2 separate regions of the Homo sapiens genome follow, and region 1 is linked to region 2. The links are chromatin loops, found by intact Hi-C in ENCODE. Cell type or tissue: heart right ventricle. All regions are shown on one strand. Each heading gives the region's core, and the rest is flanking DNA. Links, peaks and the distances in the headings are about the cores only.

What was found. Peaks named below come from ENCODE experiments on the same cell type or tissue, not always from the same donor. Only the 100,000 strongest peaks of a DNase experiment are listed, where the experiment ranks them.
Region 1: a loop joins it to region 2, with 2.1 times the contacts of the local background. A loop is called at or near these places in 5 of 110 quality-filtered maps.

Annotation. Positions count from the first base shown.
Region 1 is chr15:62,998,054-63,003,431 of GRCh38, forward strand. No RefSeq gene overlaps it. Among named protein-coding and RNA genes, the nearest start is that of TPM1, 42 kb to the right of the region's middle. In heart right ventricle, for the core only: no CTCF peak of the experiment used is centred there; a DNase peak (open chromatin) is centred at 2,871; H3K27ac peaks cover 3,439 bases.
Region 2 is chr15:62,938,097-62,943,474 of GRCh38, forward strand. No RefSeq gene overlaps it. Among named protein-coding and RNA genes, the nearest start is that of TPM1, 100 kb to the right of the region's middle. In heart right ventricle, for the core only: no CTCF peak of the experiment used is centred there; a DNase peak (open chromatin) is centred at 2,885; H3K27ac peaks cover 3,774 bases.

The sequences.
Region 1 (5,378 bases), core at 50-5,049, 60 kb after region 2:
GTTCTGCCTGAGACCAAATTACACCCAGTGTCATCTACTGGACAAGTCTCTACGGTGAAGGAAGTATGGCATCATGGTTGCTTTGTAACTTCCCAAACGTGTCTTCAGAGCTCTGAAACAATGAGCAGGGACCTATTTCCGGCCCTAAATCTCTATAAAGGAAAGGGCCATTACCTCTAGAGCATGCTGGGCAGGTGGGGGCAGGGTGCTAGCAAATGTCCCCTTCCCCTCACCCAAGATTTCTACACCTACCTGCAATCATGCTTTAAACTCCCCTCAACAAAGTCACATTTTTACAACCATACAGAAGTTCAAAGGGCTGTTACCCTGGGCTGGTTAAGTCAACAGGTATTTACTGGTGCTGCAACTCCACACTCTTTAAATATCTCTCTGGCTTTCCACCTGTCACCTCTATTTTGATGACTGCCACATCTGCCTGATGAGCAAGCCTCTTAGCTGTTTCAGGTATTTCCAATTGCCAGCAGGACATTTACGATGGAGAGATATAGTAGATCTTTATTGTAACAGCGAAAGTTCTGGTGTCTGAGTGTCTGCGTTTGGAATCCTGTTCCACCTCTTACTAGCTATGACCTTAACTATTCTTCGCCTCATGTTCTTTATCTGTAAACTGATAATATGAAAGTGCAACCTCATGGGGCTGTGATGAAAGAAAAATACTCATGCCTAAATCTCTACAGCAGTGCCTGGCACACAGTAAGCATGCGATGAAAACGAGCTGTAATTATTACCTCCAGTCAGAAGTTCTACTCCCACCTCAGACTCTTATGTCCAAAACAGAGAGTTGGGCCATTAATTCTGGTCCTGTTCCTCTACTAAGAAGCTCTGGGTGGCACTTACTTAACAGACCAGAAAATGAGGCCCACGGTGACAACATGACGTGCTCAAAGTCACAGAGCAAGCTAAGGAGAAAGCTGGGGTCAGGATTCCTCATCCAGGGCCCTTCTGTCACTTCCTATTGTTACTGGGAAGTGTGGAGTCTTCGGTTTTTAGTCCTTCTGGAGGAAAGAATTTGGCTAAGAGACCAATTAGTAAAGTAAGCAAAAGGAAATAAGAGTAAACTCCAAGAGAGGACTGGGCTCTTCCGGCTGGGAGCAGCCCTGATACTTTTGTATTGCAGTTTTTATTATGCCAGACTGTTTCTTTAAGCTCCTGCCTCCATCTTAACACTCCACCTTTTTCTTTGTTTAGTTTTCTGCTTTTGTTTTAAGTCTCCACTTTTGCTCCCTCCTAGTTTTCACCTAGGTTTGTGGAATTTCCCTCACTGTCATTGATACACTTGTGCAGGGCCAGGTAATCAATACGAACCTTACCTAATGGTGGCCTTGCTCATGTACCGCCACCACAGAAGGGTCACAGGGGGGTTACAACTGTACTTACTGTGCCTGTGGATTTCTTAGGAATATTTTCTTTGCCCTTTTTACCTTTCTATTAATACATAGCTAGCTACATTTTGACAGGTTAACTACAAAATTACAAGACGTCTTAAGGAGCGTTTGGGGGCACTTTTTCTGCATTGGCATTTTCCCTCCTCTCTGTTTATATTTAACATACATGTTTTAAGTAGTCTCTGGAACATAACATTTTCCAAAACTTCCTCCCCAGGGGCTCTCTTTTTTGTTTATGTCTAACTATTCATCTACTCTAACAGTATGTGCCCCCTCGCACCAGCCCAGCCACCCAACAGGAGGCTGCCGGCACCTGCAGAGAGTCCCTGAAGAACAAGTTAGACTTGGTACCAAAATCACCCCAGCCACTTATTGGAAATGTAGATTCCTGGCATCCTCCTATTAGATTCTGACTCAGTAAGTCTAGGGTGGGGCCCCAGATCCACATTTTAACAGGCACAACCAACCCTGTACCCCCACCAACTGGCTTGGATTCAGATGGTACCCACTTTGAAAAGTGCCTCTCAAGGGCGAGTTGACGCATGTGCCTCCACTAGAGATGAAATCCTGAACAGGGCCCAGTGAGGCCCTCTGGCCAGCCCGGGCTGCACGCCTCGCAGACACGCTTGCGGGTGCAGTTACTGGGCATGGCTGCAGTCCCTGAATGGAATTTCAGAAATTTGGTCACATTCTTTCATACTCTCATCCTAGAAAGGAACACCGCCCTTTCAGACAAAGATGCACCTGTACCCCTGCAAAATCAGCAGGACATCCAACCCCAGGATTACCATTCCACTGGACATTGTTTACTGCAATGGGAATTCATCGGGAGCTTGTGGGATTGTGGGTAATCTTATTCATAGCACCTGCCTCCTCTGTGGGTGACCTCATCAAAGGCTCCCGAAGCTTGTTCCCTCTCCCATCCATCCTGCGACTGACACTGAATATTAATACAGCTTCAGAAGCTTCTGTCCTTGCTCTCCTATAGCCAGTGACCATGTGGCCCTATGTTCCTCCCCCTCTCTAATCTGGGCCGTCAGACCCTTTCCAGAGGGAGACAATCAAAGCAGATTGGAAGCTGTTTGAAGAAAGAACAAATAGCTGAAAATCAATTTGCAGAGATAGTAGCAAGAATTACAGTTCTTTTTGTCTGCTTATTAACGGGCTCCAGCTAAGTATCAAATGGGAGAAGAGAATGCATTCCCAACACAGTAAGTGGCTGATTTGGAGATGTTATTAAAAAGAGTTGACAGAATTCATTCAGATTATGACCAATTTAATTTTGGAGGGCTTTAAGGGTTCTGTTTACTTCTCAGCTCATGGCTCTCTTGTGCCCAGAACTTGTACCCCAGGCCTGTGTTCATTCATTTCCATTTCTGAATTATCACAAGGACACGGAGATAACAAGGTCTGGTGACCAGAATATGGCTGTGGGAACTAAGAAATACTGTGATAACTGTCCTACAGCAATCTGGGGTTGGCCTTTGCATCAGCAGTGTGGCTGGCAGCAGGAAACGCATACTGTGAAATCACAGAGAACAAGTTTCATCCCCAGATCTGCTGGTCACTGGCTGTAGGGCCTTGGACAGGTCACTTAAACTATCTGAATCTCGAAGTTCTTATCTGTAAAATGGGCATTCTAACATTGAATTTACAGGGTTATTGTGCTGATCAAAGGGCATAGTTAGCAAATGTCCTTTATTCCAAATGTTGACCAAGATATACAATAAATAGCTGTTATTATTTCTTTTCTCTATTTTCTTCTTGGTAGCACAGAGATAGGAAGTGATTGAGAACTCAATCACTTCTCAACAACAGAAAAGGAATCACTTTCAATATAGTAGAAGGGGAAATGAAATAAAACCTATTCGACTAATCCAGTAGAAGTCAATAAAGCAGGAAAATAAAAAGAGAAGGAAATATAAAACATGTATTTAGAAAACAAAAAGTGGTAGAAGTCGGTCAAATATCAATAATCACAAGAATTATAACAGATTAAACTCATCTGTTAAAGGATAAATTTTCAGATTAGATTTAATTTTTTCATTCATTCATTCAACAAATAATTATTAAGCACCTACTATGCATACTAGGCAGTGGTCTAGGCACTGCAATCCAGCTAAAAGCTATTCTAAAAGACACATTTAAAACCAAAAACAGGAAAGGATCAAAACCAAAAGATTAAGAAAAAATATTCCAGGTAATACTAACTAAAAGAAGTTGATCTTGACAATATTAATTTGAAACAAAATAAGCCTTAAGACAAAAACTTGGCAATAAAAAGGTCTTGATAAAGAACAATTCACCAAAAAAAAAAATATAGTTAACCTGAACCTGTGTAACCTTACAACACAACTTCGAAATATATAAAGCAAAAACCGACAAAAAGATATTATTGACAATGAATAATCAAAGTGGTAGATTTTAATCACTTCTCTCAGAAAGCATTGAATCAGACCAAAAAATTGTGAAGGATACAGCAGAGTCGAACCACAGTTATTTATGAAAACTTGCACCTCAAAAATAAAGAATAAACAGCTATTCAAGTACATACTTACAAGAACTAACCATGTACCCTAGGCCACAAAGAAAATACCAAAAGGCATCAAAGAATTGATATTATACAGATCATATTCACAAACCTCAGTGCAATAAAATTATAACGTCAGTAACCAAAACATTTCCACACAACCCATGTGTTAAGAAAATTTCTGAATGCCCCTCTAAATAATTAATGGGTAAAAGGAAGAATAATCATGGAAATTATAAACTATAACTTAATAACAATAGAATATTATATAGCAAAATAGTAAAGAGTAACATAAATATGGTTACTGTCCCACAGACAACTCCACAGCACAGGGACATCCCAAGACTAAGATACCAGATGGGAACCCTTAAAACTAGGGCAAGTGAACAGAAGAGTTTTAGAAGGGCTGAACAAGACTATCTCTCAAATAGCATTTTTTTTTTTTTTGAAACGGAGTTTTTCTCTTGTTGCCCAGGCTGGAGAGCAATGGCGTGGGCTTGGCTCACCGCAACCTCCACCTCCTGGGTTCAAGCTATATCCTAGTCATCTTCATCTGTGTAGAACCACATACGGTAGGCATTCAGCAAGTCTTTGTGGAGACACCTTTGGGGTCTGCACCCCAATGCTACTTCTTTAACTGGCTGGAGCATTTCAAACCGTGGTCTGCCTGCTATGGCTAGAGGGAAGATACTTACCCTGGTTTTTAGGGGTGTTCCAAAAAAGCTCCCACCATTGCTGGGCCAGAGAGAGCCAGAAAGCCACATTCCTGCCACATCATGCCCCCATCCAAAACACCGCCACAGTGCAATGACACCCCACTGGGGACCACTTTAAATCAGAGCCCAAGATTTATTTATTTATTTATTTATTTATTTATTTATTTATTTATTTATTTTTGAGACAGAGTCTCACTCTGTCACCCAGGCTGGAGTGCAATGGTACGATCTCGGCTCACTGCAACCTCTGCCTACCGCATTCAAGCACTTCTCCTGCCTCGGCCTCCCAAGTAGTTGGAACTACGGGCCCCCACCACCATGCCTGGCTAATTTTTGGATTTTTTAGTACAGACGGGGTTTCACCATGTTGGCCAGGCTGGTCTTGAACTCCTGACCTCAGGCGATCCACCCACCTTGGCCTCCCAAAGTGCTGGGATTACAGGCATGAGCGCAGGATTTTTAATAGATGTCATTTTCCAGTCTGCCCCCTGGAAGTCTGGAAATGTAGAGGTTTGGCCTGAATCCTGTCTGGAAATTGGTGTTCACCTGCTTTTGCAGAAAGGAGTAAGATTTCACTCTGGGCAAGGAAAAACCTCATTAAAGGCTCATTTATCTTCCTGGGGAGCCGTTTGCCTGAAACGAACTGAATCTTAAAATGCAAATTCTTTCTCAGGGAATGAGCGTGGCAACTGAAGCTGCAATACCTGTCAGAATGATTTGAGAGCA
Region 2 (5,378 bases), core at 54-5,053:
GCTGTTGATACGGTTTGGGATGGTGTATTAGTCTGTTCTCACGCTGCTAATAAGGACATGCCTTAGACTGGGTAATTTATAAAGCAAAGAGGTTTAGTTGACTCACAGTTCCACATGGCTGTGGAGGCCTCAAATTATGGCAGAAGCCGAATGAGGAGCAAAGTCACAACATACATGGTGGCAGGCAAAGATAGCGTGTGCAGGGGAACTCCCATTTCTAAAACCATCAGATCTCGTGAGACTTATTCACTATCACAGGAACAGCACAGGAACCTGCCCCCATGATTCAATTACCTCGCACTGGGTCCCTCCCGTGACACATGGGAATTATGGGAGCTAGAATTCAAAATGAGATTTGGGTGAGGACACAGCCAAACCGTATCAGACAGGGAGTATTCTAGAGCCCTGGGGGTGACTGAGAACCCCAAAGAGAAGAGTGGAGTTAGTAAGAAACCTGGCCCTGGGATACTTAGAACAGGGCCAGAAGAGCCTTTCCAGACAATTTTACCCAATTCCTTCAGTGTACAGAGAAGAAAACCCGATTGATGAGATTAAGCCTTTTGCCCAAACTCACAGAGGTAGAAAGTGGCAGAGCTGGGATTAGATCTGGGTCTCCTGGCTGCTGGTTGGGGGCTCTCTAACGTTCCCTAGGGAAGAAGGTTCATGGGAGGAGGGGACCATGTGTGCTGCAGCATCAGGGAAGGCTTCAAAATCATGAAGATGGCTTATATACAAGACACCACTTTACTCAATCCTTTCACCTGCCATCTCCATTGGCTCTCACCCCAACCCTTCCATCAGGTCCTGCGCAAAGCCTCTTAACCACATTCCCCATAACTGGCCAGGTTAACCAGCTTCCATTCTCTGCCCCAAATACAGCAGTTGATGCTCCCAGCTAGCAGCTTATCTATAATACGCCTCCACACTTCTGCTCTCCAAATGAGTAGAACATTTACCAAGAATCAATTATTCATGTTCCCAAATCTATTTATGCCTTGCCACTTACACTTGACACCATGATTATGCAATTTAACCAAAAGGAACATAAACCGAGAAAGAAGAGTGTGGAACAAAAGAAATTGTTGCTTTTTATGTCAAACACATTGCTTTAGGAAAGACTTGATAAAAGTGAATCACTAAGAAACTTGTTGAATGAGGTGTGGACGAGATAACGGTAAAAAAAAAAAGAGAAAGTTTGTATAAATCTAGAAGGATTCTGCACTCGAATTGCTTCAAGAGTACCTTGGGTTCTCTCTTCTTCATTAAAACAGACACTGGAAATTATTAGTGTAGCTTACGCAAAACAGAAAAGTAGAATTTTCTTCACCAGTTTCTTTGAGAAAAGGCCTTTGATCCACATCAAAATAAGGCTGTATGTGTCCTGTTTTATGATTTCTCACCTTGATCAAATTTTTTGGTTAACCAACCAACTACTAGTCCCAATTATATAGGACAAGAGACCTTCCAATGATATAATTTTCGTTTTCAGATGAGTTGTCCATGCTCTGAGCAGCATGTCAAACTCAGAGAGAGGCACACAGGCAGGGATGGGATACAATGGCAGCTGCAAGCATGGGATGCTGTACAGTACCACAGGAGGCATCCCATGGGATGTGGTACTATACTGCATTGGGCCCAAATTCCAGCTCCACTCTAACCAGTGGTGTGGTCTTGGGCAAATCATTTATCCTCTTTGTTGTTGTTGTGTTTGAGACAGGGTCTCCCTCTGTCACCCAGGCTGGAGTGCAGTGGTGCGATCTCAGCTCACTGCAACCCTCCACCTCCCAGGCTCAAGCAATCCTCCCACCTCAGCCTCCCAATTAGCTGGGACTACAGGCATGCACCACCACGCCCAGATAATTTTTTGTATTTTTTGCCACATTGGCCAGGCTGGTCTCAAACTCCTGAGCTCAAGCGATCTGCTGTGCCCTCCTCAGCCTCCCAAAGTGCTGGGATTACAGGCATGAGCCACCGTGCCCGGCCTCATTTGTTCTCTTTAAGTTCAGTTTTCTCACATGTTAAATAATACCTATCTTGGATTATTGTCTAGGTGGAGGGAAATGATGTTGCCTACACCCAGCATGGCGCCAGACCCATTTGAAAATATGAACTTCCTTGTCTGACTCTAAATGAGAAAAGGGGGATGCAATGAGCTTTGGCGGGTGGACTGGGTGTGGATAAGTGGGAAAGACAGATGGCATCCCTCCTCATCAGCAAATTCCAACTCACAGAACAAGGCAGTCTTTGGAGAGAGGCATGTGGTAAGTTATCCTAGGTACACGTTCAGACCCTGTGCCCAGGGACCAAAACAAAAGGTTCCTGGGAGCAGAATGCAAAGGACCACACTCAAGCCGAGTAAAGAGGGCTGCAGGAGTCTGCAAGAGCTGGGAGCTGCCACATGAACTTGCTTTGGGAGAAGTCCATTTGCAGGGGGTTGCACAACCCTGGAGGCTGTGCTCTGTACACCTGGGAAAGCATTGTTAAGTCCTGGGACCTGTAAACTGTTTTCCCTGGTAGTTGAGCCCTGTGACTTCCCCAGCTGCTGAGTCCAGAAATGAGGAGTGCCTTGGCTTCAGTGTCAGAAGCAGCCCCACTCAGTTTCTCAGAACACATCTGTGTGGGTGTCTGACTGTCTCTCTATGTCTCTGTCTCTGCTTCTCTCTCTGTCTCTTGCTGTCATTCTGTCTGTGTCTGTCTCTCTGTGTGTTTCTGTGGCTGAGTCAGATGGAGGAGTCCTCATGTTTCACTGCTTAGCAGTTTTTGTCCTTCCTAGTACCCGTTCCCAGCCCACAAGATGCAGAAAGAGCTGTTGCTAGCGTGAGTTATTTTTGTCAGCTGAGTCACCACGCCAGAAAGCAAGAAATGACCCGCTTTATGTCTGCTCTGAGGAGCTGGAACCAGCTGGGATCTCTGGACCACTGAAAGCCCTGGAACATCGCCCACTTGAGCCCAGCGTCCAGCCCCTAACTGGAGAGAGGCAGCCAAGGACACACTGAAAGGCCCGGCCTGTCCCACCCCTGCCATCAAGGCCTGCCCTGGTGATGAAGACTGTCAGGGGTCACCAGCTCCCATCTGCAGCCTCAGGGCTTTACTCCCTGCTGAGAGGGACTGCTGCTCATTCTGACCGTATCATGGTTAATCCTGCCCCAGTCCTTGGCTGCCTGGCCCATGAGACTGTGTTCCTTCGGGCGAGGGAGCACGCCTGTTTATAGCCCTTTGGCACATATCATAGTGGCTGGGACATAGTAGGTGGTCAATAAGCATTAGCTCTGTTCCCTTCACTGTGGCTCTGCAGGCAAGCCAGCTGCATCTCAGCTCCTCTACCTTTGGCCTCATTCCTGCCTAAAATGCCCTCTCGTTTCCTCCCTGTAGCCACATCCAACCCAGGGTCCTAGCCCTGGCCCCGTCCACACAGCCTGTCCTCCAACCCTGCAACCCCCTAAGATGCTTCCCCTCTGGACCCCACAGCACCTGCTTCCCTTCACTCCCCTGCACCTCCTGAAATCTTAGGCATTTGTGGACATGCATATTTTTCTGGGAAATCTTAAAGGAGTCCTTGGCCCCCAAGAGGTTTAGAACTACTGGGAGGGAATGGGGAAGCCTGGAAGGGTATTGAATGATACATTCCTTTGGTAAGACAGACCTGGCAGGGTACAGGGGGTTCTCTTCCATTTCTTTTGTAGGGCTTCCTCTTTGGGTGGGAAACTTTGAGGAGGCTCCAGGGCTGTGGACTGTCAGGGTGTGCTTTCCCTGTGACAGCATTCAGATAAGATGAGTAGTCTCTGTCTCTGTCTCCCTCTCTATCTGAATAACAAGGCTTGTTGTTTCTGTAGTTTTTCATTTTATTTTTCACATTCTGGACATTTTTAAAGCAGAAATCATTTTAGCTCACCAAGAGTTGAAATTAGAGAGAGAGTGAATCACCTGGTCTCATCTAAAGTAGATAACAAAGCTGAGTTTGGTGAGAGCTGCAGTAAGCCATTTGCTTGGACACCATGCACAGCCGCAAGAAGTGATACCTCTTGTAAATAAATCACCCACTGGCAGCCTCACCTTGGAATATTTATAAGGAAACAGACCTGGGAAGGACAAACTGTAAGTCTAGGCTGCAAAGATTATTGGAAGAAGCACTTTACAGTGTATACAGAAAGTTTGATGCTTGATCACCTACAGGAAGACAGAGGAGAAAGAAAGGAAAGCTGCCAGTTCTATTAGGCAGGGAAATGGTGTATTTCATTTTCAACGGTGGCCTGTCCTTGTGTATATCTGTGAGTCTTTCTCACTACAGGATAGGGAAACATACAGGGAGAGTCTGCCCATCCTCCTTCCTAACCTCCAAGCTTTGGCAAGCCAGCCCAGGGCAGGATGCCTACGATGCCTGAAGGGGTCCCCAAGTTTGCTCCCAAATTACGTCAAAGCCCCAATCTACACCATAGGCCACAGGAAAGCCCAGACTGGCCCCCCTTCTCTGGTTGTAATATTGATGAAGTGCTTTGGGTGAAAGAGGATCTTCCATGGAGAAGAGATACAGCTGGGCCCAGTGAAGTATCCGTGTACATTTACGTCGGTGCAGAGCCAGACGCTGCAAGTGGACTCCCAAGTTCAACGAGCACAGTGTAACCTTAAGCAAGCTGCCGCCTCTATGAGCATCTTCCCTACCTCCACCCCTCCCGCCACTCAATTTGTCTCATCTATTAAATTAAATTCCTCCAGGGACAATGGGGAGTCACACCCATCCCCCCAAGGAAAGCCTCAGGGCACCCCAGGAGTCTTGTGGTATGGCAGAAGGAGCACCGGGAGGGGTGTGGGGAGCACTATGTTGCGTGGCCTTGGAAAGTTGATTCAGACCTCATGGAATCCTCATCAGCCACTGTTCATTCAACAGCCATTTGTGTATTGCATGCATGTCCTATGTGCACCACTGTCATAGGGAGTGGGGGTAAAATGATGCAAAAAGGAAGATCCTAAACCTCCCAGGAATCAAAAATTTGAAAGAACACACATGAGTTAGAGTACAATGAAGTACATTACTGATGGAGAGAGAGAAGGTGCTAGCAGGCTGAGTGGGAGGCAAGTCTCCCAGCCTAAGGGGAGAGGTTGTAATAGGAGGTGGTATCTCAGCTGGTTGCTAAAAGACGAGTAGAGGTGAGCCAGGCCAAAGAGAGGGATGGGAGGCGTGGCTTTCCAGGCAGAGTCCCAGAAGTGGGAAACATCATGGAGAAAATGTGAACATTTTGGTGTTGCTGATGGAAATGGCAAGAAATAAGTCTGCATCTTTAGGCAAGAACAAAATATAAAGGGCCTTGGACCTGTTCAAGAGGATTGAACCCTACATTTTCAAATGTAGCCCAGAGCATATCACTCCTCTACTCAAAGCT